Regions from separate parts of the Homo sapiens genome. Here region 2 is linked to region 1. Evidence: chromatin loops called from intact Hi-C (ENCODE). Cell type or tissue: heart right ventricle. All regions are shown on one strand.

What was found. Hi-C counts contacts between places; a loop is a spot of excess contacts. Peaks named below come from ENCODE experiments on the same cell type or tissue, not always from the same donor. Only the 100,000 strongest peaks of a DNase experiment are listed, where the experiment ranks them.
Region 2: a loop joins it to region 1, with 4 times the contacts of the local background. A loop is called at or near these places in 10 of 110 quality-filtered maps.

The regions. Positions count from the first base shown.
Region 1 is chr2:109,505,364-109,513,363 of GRCh38, reverse strand. It overlaps a transcript of RANBP2 not described here. Among named protein-coding and RNA genes, the nearest start is that of SEPTIN10, 100 kb to the left of the region's middle. RefSeq lists an enhancer at 5,762-5,871. In heart right ventricle, CTCF peaks have their summits at 2,859 and 3,058 (motif pointing right); a DNase peak (open chromatin) is centred at 3,043.
Region 2 is chr2:109,346,336-109,354,335 of GRCh38, reverse strand. SH3RF3 (SH3 domain containing ring finger 3) reads right to left here. Exons shown (of 10, transcript NM_001099289.3): 2 at 6,387-6,662. It also overlaps a transcript of RANBP2 not described here. Among named protein-coding and RNA genes, the nearest start is that of MIR4266, 37 kb to the right of the region's middle. RefSeq lists an enhancer at 5,225-5,294 and a silencer at 6,532-6,777. In heart right ventricle, CTCF peaks have their summits at 4,606 and 4,807; DNase peaks (open chromatin) are centred at 1,915, 3,065, 3,685 and 4,575; H3K27ac peaks cover 2,203 bases.

The DNA.
Region 1 (8,000 bases):
AGGTGTGTGCATGCATGTGTACATGTGTGAGGTGTGTGCATGTGGAGTATATGCATGCATGTGTACATGTGTGGGGTGTGTGCATGTGGGATGTGTGTGCATGCACATGAGGTGTGTGTGGTGTGTCAGGTGTGAATCCATGGGGCCTGGGTGCTGAGACAGGTCTACTGTGCAGGTGCTTTCTTTTGGGAAGAAATTCCAGGGCACGGGAGTGGAAGGTCGGGGCATTGTGCCAGGGAAGGAGCTGGGGTGGCATGGCATGGGGTGCCTCAGAACTGCCCCAGGAAGGGCAGCACATCCGTCCGCTGGCTCCTTCGGGCCTTGCACCTTCAGCTCTGTGCAGGGGAAAGTATTGTGTGGGCTCTTGCAGGTTTCCCTCCCTTAGGTGACTGAGAAGCCACCCAGGACAGAAAGAGGCTGCCAGGCCACCCACGTGCAAGATGGTTGCCATGGCAATGGCCAAAGTCATGGTGGACCTGAAGAACTGGAGGTGAATAGCAGGCGGCTGCTCCCTTGCTGGCCCAGGAGGGGGTGAGGAGGGGTCAGGGTCAGAGTCATGTGAGGGGTCTTAGGTCTTGGGGCACCCAGGGTGGAGGCTCTGGGAGAGACAGGAGCACCTGGGAGGGGGAAAGTCAAAGATGCTACCTGAGGGCTCTCCAGGGTGCCCAGCCTGCCCGGCTTCTCTTTCTTGCTCAGCCTCTGTGGCTGACTTGCCTCCCACGAGGCCCAGCAAGCCGGGTCTAGTCAAGAATGTCCCAGAAAAACCTGGAGTGTAGATAGAGAGACACACAGTGAAGACCAGGAGACCAGGAGGCAGATGCAGTAGACCAGGGAGGGTAGCGAGGGGACTTGTGATGTTAAAATCCCTGGGTGCCCAGCGCGGTACAGAGTGGACCCCCAGGCAGCCTGGGACCATCCCTGGGCATACCTGGAGCTTGACTCAGGAGGGGGCAGGAGGGTGGCGGAGGCCACAGTGAGAGGTGAAATCAGCTGCAGCACATCAGGTGGTTTGCTGGGCATCAGAAGAAGGAGGAAGGACACACTGAGGGCACCCTGGGAGCAGCAGGGATGCAGGGCAGGGAGGGCCGGGACACATGGGGCCCACACGTCAGTCACCAAGGCATGCATGCAGCAAAGGACAGTGGGGCCAGGGCCCAGCAGGAGGAGGGCCAGGGTCCCAGGCCAGAGCCAGGAAGAGAGTTTCCAGCAGGCCGAGGAGGGCGGACAAGCCCCCTAAAAGTGTTTGGATGTTGAGACAGATATCACAGCCCCCACTAGAGTTGTAGAGAAAGCTTATTATCACACATGATGGGACTCCTGTGTGCCCTGGAGATGGGTCTGGCACTCAGCTCAACTCCCACTTGGGAGTCCCAGAGTCCTCTGGGCAGCAACACCATCTAGGGCAATTCTGCAGTACGTGTGCATCGGCACCTGCTGTGGGCAGCACCACACTGGGTGCCAGGAGGCACACATGGGCCACCCCCACCTCGGCCTCCTGGGTGTGCTCTCCCAGGATGCAGGACCTCACCTCTCTCTCTGTCCACCCCCCATTCCTTATTTGGGGGCATGGGGCAGCAGCCATGAAAATGCAGGGAGGGTGTGGACAAGGACTTGTGGAGCAATTCCATAGAAAAGACTTACAGTAGATGGCCAGCCCTGGCCCTGGTCTCACGTTGGGTCACAAAGCCAGCTGGAGGCAGAAGCAGGGCTAGAACCTGCCCCTGACCCCAGGGCTTGTGCCCCTCCCTATTCCTCCCTGCAGGCTCCCACCTTCTGCAGGTGATCTGAGCCTTGCCACAACAGTGGTTGGCCTTAGCTGATTGCCATGTGGTCCAGGCACCTTCAGGTGGGCAGGTTCTCCCAGCCTGACTGCAAGGACACCACCCCTAAGGCCACCAATTGCCAGCCTGTAGGCCTGACCAGAGGCACACTGGATTGCGGGAGAACTTTTTGTTCTTTTTGATCAAAGAGTATGTTGTCACCAGATGGGGGCATGTGGTATACTGGGCCACCTGGTGCTGTCATCAGAGGCCACAGAGGACAGCTGAGAACTTGTTGTGGCTGTGGGACCTCATTCTCCAGTCCCGAGTCAGGCTTCAGGGAGCACTGTCACAGCAAGTCAGACAGGGACAAGTGTCAATGGCCCTGACATCAGCCAGGCCTCCCGAGGCCAAGAACAGGCTGAGGAGTTAGGAGTGCGGCCTTTGGAGCCAGACTGCCAGTGCTTGAATCCTAGGTGCCGCACCTCTTTGCCCCTTCCTGAGGCGAGTTGGTTAACTGCTCTCTGCCTCAGTTTCCCCATCTGTGAAATTGCATGGTCATAATTCCTACTTCATAAGCCTGATGTGAGGACAAAAACGAGGCAATGGATGTAGAGTGCTAAGCATGGGGCGGGCGCAGAGGGTGGGCTTAGTACATGCTTAACACGCACTTGCCATCTTCAGCACCCACGAGGAGGCCAGGGGCTCCTGGAAGGGCCCACTCCCCATAGCTCCGGCCACCCGTCCCACCTTTGCTCTCTGCCGCTTCCCCTGCAGGAAAGCCTCTCTTGCTTTTGTTGCAGTCACCCAGCATGGGCCCCACTCTGCTCACCCTGGCTTTAGCTGGAGGAGGCCAGCTCCTGGTCAGACGGGGCCCTTCCCCAGCCCAGGCTGGGCAGGGAGGAGGGGTCACCCCATGGCACACACAAGTGGCTGTTTTGTTGGGAAGGGGCTGTGGGTGCTCAGAGCCCCTGGTCCCGGCTAGGAACAGAAATGAAGCCCTGGACCCCATCAGCCCTCTGGGCTGCAGAGGGTGAGGATGGAACCGGGGTTCCTTCAGTCTGGTAGTCACTGCACAAATGTGAGAAGAGCTACCTCGGGGTTTCCCTCTAGGACATGTGGAAGGCTTCCCCTCGGCCTCCACATCGGACTGACTTGTCAAAGGACCCTCGGGGCTGTCTGCTCCCCCACATGCCCTCACCGCCCCCTTGGCAGAGACGCCTTGCCCTTTGCCCAGCATCTGCTGTGCCAGCTTCCCACATTCATACGAGCCATTCCCTGTGCCACCAACAGAGGGAGCTCCCGACACAGTTTGCATCTAAACACCCCTTGAGAGCCCAGGAAACACTGCCTCCTGCTTCTGGCCTGGAAGGCTCAGAGACCTACCCCTGGCCATTCTCACCTCAGCCCTCTCCTCCACACCTGCTCTGGGCTCCCTCAGTTTCTTGATCCTGCCAAGCTCTCCCCAGCCTCGGGTTGGGGTGTGCACACACACCGTTCCCGCCAACCGAACATTCTTTCCCCTCTTCCTGCCTTGTGAATTTCTAAACAAGACTACAGTGTGGAGGTCCAGATAAGACCCGGACACCCTCTAAGTGGCCCTCCATGCCCCTCACCTCTCCAACTAGATAAGAGTTTCCTGCGATCCCTTAGTACTTTGCCCTATAGTATTTGCCCGGTAGCTATCGCCTAGTTATTTTGATTAATTTAACTTTTGACTTCATTATGACCTGGTCTCCATGAGCACAGGCACATGGGCTGAATTATGTTCCCCGAAAATTCATATGTTGAAGTCCTAGCCCCCAGTGCCTCAGCGTGTGTCTCTGCTTGGAGATTAAATTAAAATGAGTCCATTGGTGGGCCTAATCTGGCCTGACTGGTGTCCTTGTGAGAAGGGTGAGGGTGCAGGGGGTGGAGGATGAGAAATTGCTTAAAGGGGACATGTCATGTATGTTATTCGGGTGATGGATACACTAAAACTCCTGACTTGACCACTATGGCATGTAACAAAATTGCACCCCATAAATTTACACAAATTCATTTTAAAAAGAAGAGGAACACTGGATACAGACGCACAGAGATGAATCCGGGCAAGACGACCCGCCACAGCTGCTTGACAGAGTGAGGAGACGGCGGTGTGCAAGCCGAGGAGAGAGGTCTCAGAGGAAACCAACCCTGCTGCAACTTCAACCTTGGACTTCCAGCCTCCAGCACTTTGAGAGAATATATTTCTGTTGTTTCAGCCACGCAGTGCATGGTATTTTGATATGGCAGCCTAAGTGACTGATACAGGCACGTGGGTTTGCACACTTCTTTCCATAGCACCAAACACCGCATAATCTGACAGGCGGCTGGGCCCCACCAGGCAGACCTCCAGGAAGGCCTGAATACATGAGGTGGGTCCTCTTGCCTGGATTCATCTCCGTGACCCTGGTGCTGGGCCCAGAGCAGAAGTAGCTGTTGAATGAATGAGTAGAGTGGGAAGGGGTGGAGAGAAGATGCCCAGACCCAGGCAAGTCCTGTGTGACCCTGACGGATGGGCACTTCCTTCCATTTCTCCCGGCAGGAATGGGTAAGCTGGTTGTGAGCTCCTTGACTCATGTGCTGGTGTTGTGTATTCTTGCCAAGAACGTCCAGAGGAAGCGCTCTGGGACCCATCATGGAGTGGACTGCATCCCCCCGTCCCGGGCTTGTAGCGCCTTTGCTCCTCAGGCACAGACTGCCGAGTCCATGACTACCCACACGGCTTGCCTTCCTCTCCAGATGTGAACTCTGGCTGGGGTGGGCAGCTGTGTCTCTCCTTTCATGCCTTATCTGGGGTGCCCTGTCTGAGCACTTACATTCATCTGTGACTGCTCACTGATCTGATAAGTGAGTGGGTGAAGCCAGGCCATCGAGGGGTGTGGTGAGTGGGTGTCCCATGTGACACTTCCTGGCTGTCTCCAGGCTTTCATCTGCTTCCATTTTTTTTTTTTGGAACATTACAGAACGTTACTTTTTCCAAATAAAGAGTTCTTTCTTCACATTTGTAATGATGTCCACGTCTGTTGACGTTTCCTCTGGGACTTCTTTTAGATCCAGTTTTTATATCTCATTTTCCTAAATATGGTATGGTGGCCCTCGGAAGACGCGTGCTTTTGCACAGTGCCATGGGGTTCCAGGGCAATGTCCTGGAGGAGCGGCCCTGGGGAGTGTGCGTCTGCAGTTTTTGTCTGCCCGGTCATGAGCTCCTTTTGTTTTTGCCAATAGCTCTACGTGTATCTTCTCACCCCCACTCTCAATCCATGAAGTCTGGGCAGGGCTGACACCTCAGGCGCTATCAATCAGTATATACATGTCCCCTGTCCAAAATGGCTGAGTCAGGGAGGGCAGCACGGGCCCAAACGGAGCCAGTGAGAGTCAATGCCAGGGTTTTGGCTGGGCCCATGGAGAAGGAGCAGGCCTATTTTTGCAGGGATGGGGAAGGTGTCAGATGGCACCCTGAACCTGCTGGTCCTCATTGTGCTGTAAGATGGGGAAATCTGCTGAGGAAGGAGCCACGTGGAGGGCAGCAGAGCCCAGCAATACCCACAAACGTCATGTGAGCACCTGGACCCAGCTATGCCTGAAGCAAACTCATCTACACCAGCGTTTCTTAGTGAACCCACCACTCTTGGCATTTGGGACAGGACAGGCTTTGCCCACGTGGGACGATTGTACACATTGCAAGATATCCCACATCCCTAGGTCCAGCAGAATGCCAAGTGTCCTCATGGAACACCAGCCCCATCATTTGCACACGTCTGATTGTCTGCCCTCAGCTTTTCAGTTGAGTCAAGAAGTCCTCTTTTGACTTATTCCAGTTGGTTTTTGGGGCAGGTTCAAATGATGGGCCCTGGACAAACAGCTGCTGCCATTTTCTTGGGTGTCTGGGATTTAACCCTTACCATGTTAAACACCAGCTGACCCTGGTGTGGCTTTAGGGCCGAGCCCAGGATTTTCACTGAGGGAGGGGTCAAGTTCTGGAGCCACAGGCTGGGTAGCACAGGCTCCTATCACTGTGGGAAGATGGAGACCACTGCTTCTGGTGCTGGAGGAGAGCACAGAGAGGACAGTCAGCAGAACTCAGCCAGCCTCAGATGCTGGGACCACAGGCGGAACAGAAGCAGGGCTCCAACAGCTCACAGGCCCCAGATGTTTCCCTTGTGGTCAGCTGAATGTGATCTTCTTTGAGAAGTGAAGGGAACCCCCTGGAAGGGTGACATGAAACAGAAGGGAGAAGAGAACTCCGACAGACTGCTCAGCCCTAGAAGGTCCTGACCGATTCCAAGACGGTCCCTGGTCTGTGAGGCCCGGCCAGGGGTGGGGCCGGCTCGGGAAGGGGGGTGCATCTCAAGCCTCAGCTGGCATCTCAGGGCAGCACAGACGTCGTGGCAGTGGGCAGGGGCTGTGCTCTGTCTTGGCATTTAGGGTCTCAGCACTGGCAGAGGCATTTAGACCCTCCTCCCTGCTAGCGTTTTGCCCAGGCCATTCTCCCCTAGGTAGAGCTCAGAGCCGACCACTCCTGGACAGTCTCCACTTGTAGCCTCCAGCCCCCAAGACTGCGGGACTGGCATGGACCCTGCCCAGCCGTCAAGGCCTCCCTGGGCCCTTTCCTCTTCTCCCACTGCTCTGTGTGGGGTGGCTGAGCACGGGGCTGAACCACAGCTTGACCTAGCATGTGGCCTCACACCAAGCATTGGATGGTGGTGCCTCGGTTTCCCCATCTTTGAAACAATATGATAGCAGTCCCACCTCATTAGGTGGTAAGTGCTACCAGCAGAGCCCCCTGTCAGAACCATCATTTTAGTATTTCTGCTACATTCAAGAAAAGCCAGAGATTGGAAGTCAGAAGTCCTGGCTCTGCCTCTGATTTAATTCAGAGCTAACAACAGAACTTCTTGGAATCAAGCTTCTTTACCTGTAAAATGGAGATGATACGAACCACACTTCGGGGGCTGTTGTAAGGATCCAGTGACATAACATATGTGACAACTCTATGCAGATAAAAGGCTGTGAATAGTCTCCCTTCCCTCCATCTGAGAAGCCCCCACCCTGTCCTGCCCCACCCTCTGCAAGGCCCCAGGGGAGGCCTCCAGGAGTGTGGCTCCCTCTCTCCAGGGTCCTCACAAGGTTGTTTAGGTGCCTCTCTAAGATCAAATGTCTTGTGCCATGGCCACCTGTGTGTTGTCTTTGCAGCTTTGCTGAGAGCTAGTGGTGCTCACCCTCCTGGCTCACCCTGCAGCTCCCAGCATAGGCCTGGCCATGGAGCCTTTCTCCCGAGAAAGAAGACTCAACGCCCCTCCGCAGTTCAGGTACACCACCTGTCAGTGTCAGTTAGAGGCAGGGATACCAACTCCCATCACAAAACCCACAGGGACTGAGGCCTCAACTGAAGGCCCAGCTCACTGGCGGCTAATGAGGAACATCTCGGCTACACAGGCCAAGTGGTAGACTACTGTTCAGATAATGCCCTGACTCCCACTGTTCTCTCTGTGGTTGCTAAATCAGTAAAGGCAAATTACTTGTTTGCTTAGGAGCATGGATCTGGAAAACAGGCAGTGAAGTACGTGATTTGAATGTAAAACGGCACCAGGCCCTGATGGGTTGCTGTGTAATTTCTATAGGCAGAATACCTCCACTTGGCAAGCTGGCTGGGACGGCCTGCCAGGCACCCTCTCCAGACAGACTGTGATGGGCATTGCCTGCATTTCCTCTGGCTCTCCTCTTCCTACACTCTTGTGCTTGAGGTATCAATTCTATTAGGGAGTACAGGTTTGGCACCCAGCTTTTGAGTTCTGAGGGTAGACTTGACATTGGATAAGTAGACTTGAGTTTGAGTCATGGCTGTCCACTGAACTATGTGACCTGGGGCAATTCATTTAACCTCTTACAACCTTGATTGCTCACGTAGCAAATGGAGGCAAGAGTGGTATCCACACAGCCTTGTCCGGAGGGAGAGTGAGCACACAGCAGGCCTCCTTACCACAGTGCCAGGCCTGCAGCTACCTCCCCAGTGACTGTCCATGCTGTGTTAATCTTGTACGAGTTCACTTTTTTAAAAAAAATTATTTTATTTGCTCATACAAGGGTCTATGTTGCCCAGGCTGGACTTGAACTCCTGGGCTCAAGCAATCCTCCTGCCTTAGCCTCCAGAGTAGCTAGGACTACAGGCATGCACCACTGCCTGGCAAGGTCACTTAATTTTTATGGTAGAGTAAA
Region 2 (8,000 bases), 160 kb after region 1:
GAAGGCCCCTGACCCTGCCGGGCCCCCTTCAGCCTCTGGGCCTGCAGGGTGATGGGCTGCCTGCTCCACCGCAGTGACCCAGCCTGACACAGGCAGTATCCGTTGGCGGCACACAGGTCAGCCACACACACAGGGCCCAACCCACTCTGTGTCGCAGGGAGAAGGGAAAATTAAAAAGGGAATAGTTCAGAAACTCCCTCAGCCTTTTGGTGCAGAAATAACCCAAAACTGTGCCTCTGACAGCCGACTGCCATCTATGGTGGGGCACTTATGGAACTGTTAGCCACCATCAGCTCCCCCACCTAGCGGGCTGGCCCTGCATCTTTGTCCTGCTGTCACTGAGACTTCGGGGGGCTCTGACTTTCCAGAGCATCTAGGGGCTTCCTCTGGTGTTCCCATCGTGTTCACGTATCTGAACTCCAGAGGGAGGCAGGGGCCCCTCAGGGGGTCTGAGGGCTGAGGGGAACCTGCGGCCACAGGTGGAAGAGATGTCAGAGATCACACCCTCTCACTGCCGGCAGCTCCCACTGCACACGGACACACGCATGCACACACGGGCAGGGGAGACTCTCTCGTCTTGTCTCCACGTCTTTGGGTTCTGAGTGCCTAAGGGCAGTGCACTCCACAGCATCCCTGGCATTGGGCACGCAGTCTAGGGTTGATAAACATCTGAAGAGTGAAGGAATGGACCAAGAAGCCTGGGTGAGGAGACAGAGGCACTCTCACCCAGCAGGCCTGCCAGCCCTGGCCAGGTGACACAGGGCACCCCACTCCACTGTTAGGGCTTCCCTCCACGTCCCTCCAGGCGCCCCTTGCTGCCCTATGTTGGGGCCAGGCGGTGGTGGGGTCTCAACCCACCCTCAGGCAGGCGGTGTCACGTGACTATGAACACCTACCTCTCAGGAGAAAGGGTGTGGACAGGGAGTCTCAGTGTGGGGTGCTCCCTCCCACAGCGGGAGAGGGTAGCCCCCACCTCCAGCAGAGATTTGCTGAGGACGAGGGTCGAGCTATAAATGTGTGGGGGCACCCAGGCTAAGGAAGGCAGCCATGCAGGCCCAGGGAGGCAGTGGGCTCGGCTGCAGGGAGAACCCACCAGGAGGCCAGTGCAGCTGGGCAGGCAATGAGCCGGGGGCCAGAAGTGGATCAGGCCCTTGAGGGAGCAAGGACTGGGTGAGGTGGGGCCTTGTGGGCAGCACCAACTTTGCCATGACTCCGGGACAGGTGGAGAGCCACTGAGGACTCTGAGCAGAGGCTCCATGTGGCACAGATTTGAGAGGTGGATCTGGCACCCAGTGGAGAGCAGGTGGGGCAGCTGCAGCGGCCAGGGCCAGGACTGCTCCCAGGAGCCAGGCGTGCCCATGGAGAGGAGCTCACATTCTGTGTAGGTTCTGAAAATTTCTGGCAAAGCTTCAGATACAGCCCAAGCTTTGCCTGCAAATCAAAACGGTTATCTGTGCAGTTTATCCAAACTCCCTTTGCTGTCAGAAGGGGCTGGGCGAGGGTGGTCTGTAGTGGCTAAGAGGGTGCTCTGCTCCCCTCTGCCCCGTGCCCTGCGAGTTGAGCCTCCTTCGTGGGAGGCATCATTGTGCACAGAGGTGGCTGCAGGTGCACTGAGCCTAGGAGGAGAAATCCACGAAGCAAGGAGCCAAAAAGGAGAACTGGTTCCCTGAGTTTCTCGGGTAACTTCAGGGTAAAGTAGCCCAAGCGGGGTGCCCAGGAAGGGAGAGAACGACGTGGAGCTCCGCACAAGCTTATCTCATGATACAAAAAGAGGTAAAGCTAAAGTTTCCTCATCGTCTCGGCCCCCAAAGTCATCCCAATTCTCAGTCAGGAAGAAGCAGAGACGACACTGCAAATTTGGAAGCTTGCCCATCGCCTGGCTCTGCTGGTGAGGGGACCGTGGCCTCCACACAAGGGGCTCAGCTCCGCTACCCCCAGGCAATCCTCTCTGAGATTTAGCCACCAGGAAAGTAAAAGCATAGCAGACCAGTCCTGCAAGTTCTCATTCTCCATGCAGTCTGTCTTTAGGAGGGAGGCTTACTTTCCTGCGAGTATTCTGGGCTAACATAAAAAGTGATATGTACCATCTGACGGAAGTGCAACTTTTCCTGAGACAGGAAGAAAGGAGAGGGCAGACAGCAAATATTTATTGGAATGCCTATTTTGAGCTTGGGTTTTAAAATGCCTTTGCTCATGTAATCCTAATATCAACTCCATTTAAAGTTAAAAAAAGCAACTCAAACACTAAGTAAATGTTCGAGTCACCATGCATTATTAAAGAAACGTGCCATGATTTGAATCTGTGTCTACCTCATGCTAGAGCCTGAACTCTATATTTGATTTTTATCCATCTATGTCTGTCCCTAGGATCAGAGGAGCAGAGTTTGGAATTAATGCTAGGTTAATTCACAAAGGTAAGACTTCCCATACTTTTGAGAAATGATTAAACATTCAGCAGCATAAGAAGGTCACATGGAAGAGTCTTAAGGTCTGACCAGATCAGGACAAATCGAGGGTGAGATGAGGGTTAGGACAGCACAGTGGCTGCAGCCACCAAGCCCTGTGGCTCCTTCACATGGCACACCTGGTAGGGATTAGGGCTGATATGGCAAGCCTGGGGGCCCCGCTGCAGTCATGTGCAAAAGTGATTCCATGATCAGCGGGCACTCTCTGAGAAAACCCCGTGGCCTCTGAGGATTCCTGAGCATCCCAGCTGGAACTCATGAAAAGCAGCGTGGGCCCTGCATAGCAAATGCAGCTGCCTGGCAAGGCGACCACAATGTTTTCATTAACTGAAAGTTACAGAGAAGAGGTTCAATAAACCCTTGCCGAATCTTGCAGGTGAGCTGAGTAAGACAATATAGAGTTAGCTGCTCAAACAATGGAGTAGTTCACATTCTTCTCCTGCACTCCCAGCCCTAGGCTCCACAATTTATTTATATCATGTGGTTCTCAGCACACCACAGAGTGCACACTGGCATCCTGAGACTGGGAAGGCGAGGTGCTCCTGGCCCAGAAAGGTTATGTGTCACCCTAAGTCACACAGCTGGCATGGGGCCCTCACTGCAAGGCCCTGCCAAGGCCAGCCCCTCCCGGGTGACTGGCCCAGCACGTGTGGAGGCTCCTCAGAAACCAGCTGGCAGAGCTGGGCCCACAGCTCTTCCTGCCTGTCGTCTTTTTATTTGCACATGCCCAGCTTTCTGGAGTCGGGCTACTAAGAAGTAATAAAATATCACTTTTTAAAGCTGCTTTACAAAAACTGATTATTCATTCTCTTCTGAAATAAAGCAGAAACTAGATTTTAGAAGGACTTTAATTAATGCCACTTTAACAGGACTATTCAAAAGCAAACACCAAAGGTAAAAATCTTGCTTTGATCCACCTAATTTAAACTCCATCAGTCTGCCACAGTGATGCTGTATAAAGGCAGGTTATACCATTGTAGCTTTCAGAGACCCTTCTTTCCTCTCTGACTCAGGAATGGAACATATCCAAAGAATAAAAACATTCCCCAGAGGGGAGACCAAGCTGGCATGAACCAGCACCTACGCTGCAGCACTGGAATCATTTGGTTCCTGGAGGTCTGATTCACATGGAGGTTGTCAGAGCCAGTGTGTGCGTCTCAGCTGCATGCCAGGCATGGGGGAAGTAAGGTGGGTCGGACCCACCGTGGGGGAAAACAGGAACTGAGCGGAGAGTCACATGGAGTTGCCCATGTCTCTTGGAGCCTTTATTTGCGGACACTGAGGAGTGAGAGATGCAACAGGACAGAACAGGTAGCAGGGGTGGCCAATCTCTGCCCGACCTCGCCCTTTGGGGGTCAGAGGGTCAAAGTGGGCATAGGAGCATGGCAGGAAGGTCGTGTCACAGCACAAGTCCCTCTGGGGATCACACCCAGAGGCCTCTAATTCTCCACATTAACTCACAGGATTCAAGTAAAGAAAGTCCTTGAACAAAGAATCTGTGATATGACACTTCCCCCTTGTCTGCTGTGGGAGCCGTCACAGATCCTGTAACAGGAGATGCTGGGCCTCCCGTGGCTGGCGCCTCTGACCTCAATTCAACCAAGAGGTCACCTTCCAGAGAGCCTGGGCAGCCATGGTGACATTGCCCACTTGGGAACAGATGGACCCCTGCTCGGCTACCCCCACCCCACATGCCAACCGCAGAATGAGTCTAAGCCTGATGGCTCTAATTTCACTGTTTCTTGTGAAATATGGAACATGGAATTCCATCACTGACTACTCAGGAGCCCACACTAAATGCCCGGCCTGCCCCTGGTGATCCGATGCAGCTCGTGAGCCTCTGGCCTGTCTTCTGCACATTCTCCACTGGCCTGTCTCCCGCACCTGACTCTGGGCTCCAGAAGAGCAGCAGGTCTAGTACCCGACACAGAGTCAGGGCCCGGTATGTTTCTGTGGAATAAATGGGCAGGTGCCCTTTGTCCTCTTGTCCAGTGGGCTCTAGCCTTCAGCCTGGGGTTGCACATCCTGGGCAGAGGCCCGTGGAATGCAGCAGGTTATATGGTGATGACAGGAAAGGCAGGCAGTCACTTCTGCCCAGAGAAGCAGGCCTACCCAGAGGCTCCAGGGCCCTGCGACAGCCCGTTCACAGTGGGTTCTCCCGAGTGGAGAGCCTCCTCCTGTGAGGCCCCTGGAGGAGGGCCTCGGCTCTGCAGCCTGGAGCCCGCCAAGCCTGGAGAAGCCTAGAGCCATTATGGGGTCTGTCTCCTTAGCAAGGCCCTGACCGGACCCTGAGAGTTCAGAGGTCCCTGCTCTTGGTCATGAGTGACCACCTGGGGCACCAGTGGTCCCAGGTCTTCTCTTAGGGGGAAGAGTCCACTGGGCAGAGAAGCAAGTTGGGTTTCTGTGTGCCTAAAAATAGCCCCAGGAAGCTGTTGCTCTCGCCCTCCGACTGAGTGGGGAGGGAGGGAGGCACCAGTGCAGTTTCCCGGGAAGCTGTGCAGCCAGATGACAATCGGAATTAGCATCAGAACACCTTGATAAAAGGAAGGGAGAAGGAGTTGAATCCCTGAATGAAAAATAGATTATTCATTGTCAGGCTGAACAATAGAACAAGACATAAATAGCAGCTGTACGCAGGACATGCCAATTTTGCTCAAAAACACTGTGCATGGTTCTCCTACCGCCCTCCAGAGAGTGCCACCTCGAGCTCTGCACTCAGCAGATGGGGGAGAGAGCAATGGCCTCTCAGAGGCAGGAAGGATGTGGGCTTTAGAAGCAGAGATTCGAGTTAGAATTCTAGTTCTGTTATTTACAACTCTGTGCGTGTGTGTGTGAGAGAGAGAGAGAGAGAAATACTGACACAGAGAGACACAGGCAAGACAGAACGAGTGAGGAGAGAGAAAACAACAACTTCTGGGCATCTAAAATACAGTGAGGCCGACATAAGGGAAGAATTCCCTGTGTAGGGAGGTGGGAAGAATGCTGAGTGTTAACATCAGAGATCTGCATTAGGATTCTGGCTCTGTCATTTACATCTGGGGGCGGCGGGGAGCAGGTGCAGCAGTGGCAGGGGATGGAGGAGACACAAGAGACAGGAGATGAAGATGGAAAGGAGGAAGGGGAAGCAGGAGGGAGAGAGGACCCAGCAAGCAGCCTGGATAAGTTACAAAGCCTCTCAGAGCTTTGGTTTACACATGGAGAAAACGAGGTTCCAACTACTTCCCCTGGAACCTGGGACAGCTGTAAAGACCAAGTGTGAGCTTATTGGCCGAGCACTTGGTGCAGATGATTATTCAACAGCAACTGCCAGGACAGCCAGAACCAGTCTCTTCTGCACCTCACCCAACCCTCCTACTCAATTTCACCTGTCAGTGCTATTTTGTTTGCTCCCAAATGTTTGCTTCACAGGGATCCCTACGCACCAGGGTGGCCCTGCCTCAGGTGCCCTAGAGGACAGGGCTGTGATGCACAGATGTGAGACCCCAGCTATCATCTCCCTGTGAGCTGACCAGGGTCTCTGTAGCAGTTTCCCCTGATGAGCCCCTCTCACAGGACCCCAAGAGTCCTGGAAAGGCGTCATTCTGCTGCACCTGGGTCAGCGCTTAGAGCCATGACTCAGGTTAACTGAGGGTTCTGCTCCTGGTGCTGATGGAGGCTTATATTATCTCAAGCTCCTATGTAGCTCTGGGCTGGAGCTGTGTGTCAAGCTGGTGCCCTCCATAGCATTCAACCAAAAAAAACCATCACCCCATTCATGGAAGCACAGGGAGGGAGGCTGGGTCATTTGCCCAGGGTTCCGGGAGGAGCCAGGATTCAGACTCTGAAGAAAGACTGTCTGGCTATAGGTCTGTGGCTGGGAAGAGCCCTGGGTGGCACAGAGGCTGCATGGGCTGGCGGGGCCCACCCCGGGGCTCACCTTACCTTGGTGAAGGTCAGACAGTCCTTGTCTTGGTCTTTGTCCTTCATCTCGAAATCATAAAGTGCTTTTCCCTGGGGCGGGGCGTGTGGCAAGGGCTGGATGCACTGGATATAGCTGGCTGGGAGGAAGCCCTGTGTGCCGTGCAGCTCGCCGTGGTACCACTGTTCATCCACCTTGCGCCGCAGGACGATGATGTCCCCCTTGTTGAACTTGAGGTCACCAGGTTCCTTCCCCTCGTAGCTGTAGAGGGCCTTGCCATAGGGAAGCAGGCAGGGATTCTGCAAGCAACAGACAGCATGTGGTCACCGGGCATGCCCCTTCCCAATGCCCCACAGTGGATCTGCCGGGGCAGGCCGGGGCTTCTCAGGGGCTTTCTGTGTCCTGGGGGTGCATACAGAGTGCCCCGCAAGTGGAAAATATTTTAAAGAAACAGCCTGTCACAGGAACATGCACATTCTGAGGCGCCACTGAGATAAGAGGGTCCCCATCCTAGCCATTCCTCCTAAAAAGGACACTGTCTGAGGCCTTCCACACAGACAACCTCATTCTGTGCAAAAAGGACTCTGAAGTAGGTGCTGGCTTGTCTTCATTTACAGATGGGGACACTGAGGCACAGAGAGGGAAGGTGACTTTCCTAAGGCCCACACCTAGGAGCAGTAGGTAGAATCTGAACCCAGGAGGTCTGGGCTCGGAATTTCTTACTCAATACTCTATGCTGAATCATTTTCCACTGGCTCCTATTTCTCAGGGATTTTAGTCTAAGAAGCTGCCAGACTTCTAGCAAGTATCCAACCATTTTTTCTTTACTTCATCTACTGAATAGTCACAGCAACTCGAGCATGCTCCAGGGGTTGAAGCTGAGCAGCAGGCGTGCATGGCATCCGTCGTGCTGAGCGTTCCACTCAGAGGACTCATGGCCAGCGGTACACACACGAGGATGATGACAAACAGCCTGTGTGGAGCACAGGGGCCATGCCCAGGAGCAGGGGTTCTAACAAGCAGTCCCCGGCCATCACAGACCCCCCCACCATGACACACAGCTTTCTGCTGCATGTACTTGTAGCAGTCTGTTCCAGAAGTACAATTGTTCAAGGGCATAAGACTGTATCCTCCTAACAGTGATGTTCTTGTATCCGTCAGAGGTTAACCAACCCATCTGCACCTGTTCTGCCATCCTCGGTCTCAAACCGTGACTAGCTCTGAAATCCAAACAAGATTCTAAGCTGCTTCTGCTTGTCAGCAATAAGGAGCCTGTCAAAGAATCCGGAAACTGATGTGATGTCTTCTTCCACTTCCTGGGCTTCTCTAACTGGCCCTGTCTCATCAAGTCCATCTGGCCTCATGGGCCTCTCTCCTTTTCCTTTATGGGTGGCCAATACCTGCTCAACTGTGGGAGCTTTGCCAGAGGTCAATCCTGTGCTAGAGGAAAACCAAAGGAAAGCTTTGCATTGTTCGGGTGTCAATACCCAACGATTTTCCTACCAGAAGCCGCATTTTCTCACCAGGGCTGCCTATGCCAAGGAGTTCTTCAGTATTCGAATCAATCAATAGAAGCACAAAAGCCTGAAGCAGTAGTACATCGAAAAACTCTTTGTAGAGGACTTAATAGCATGTTG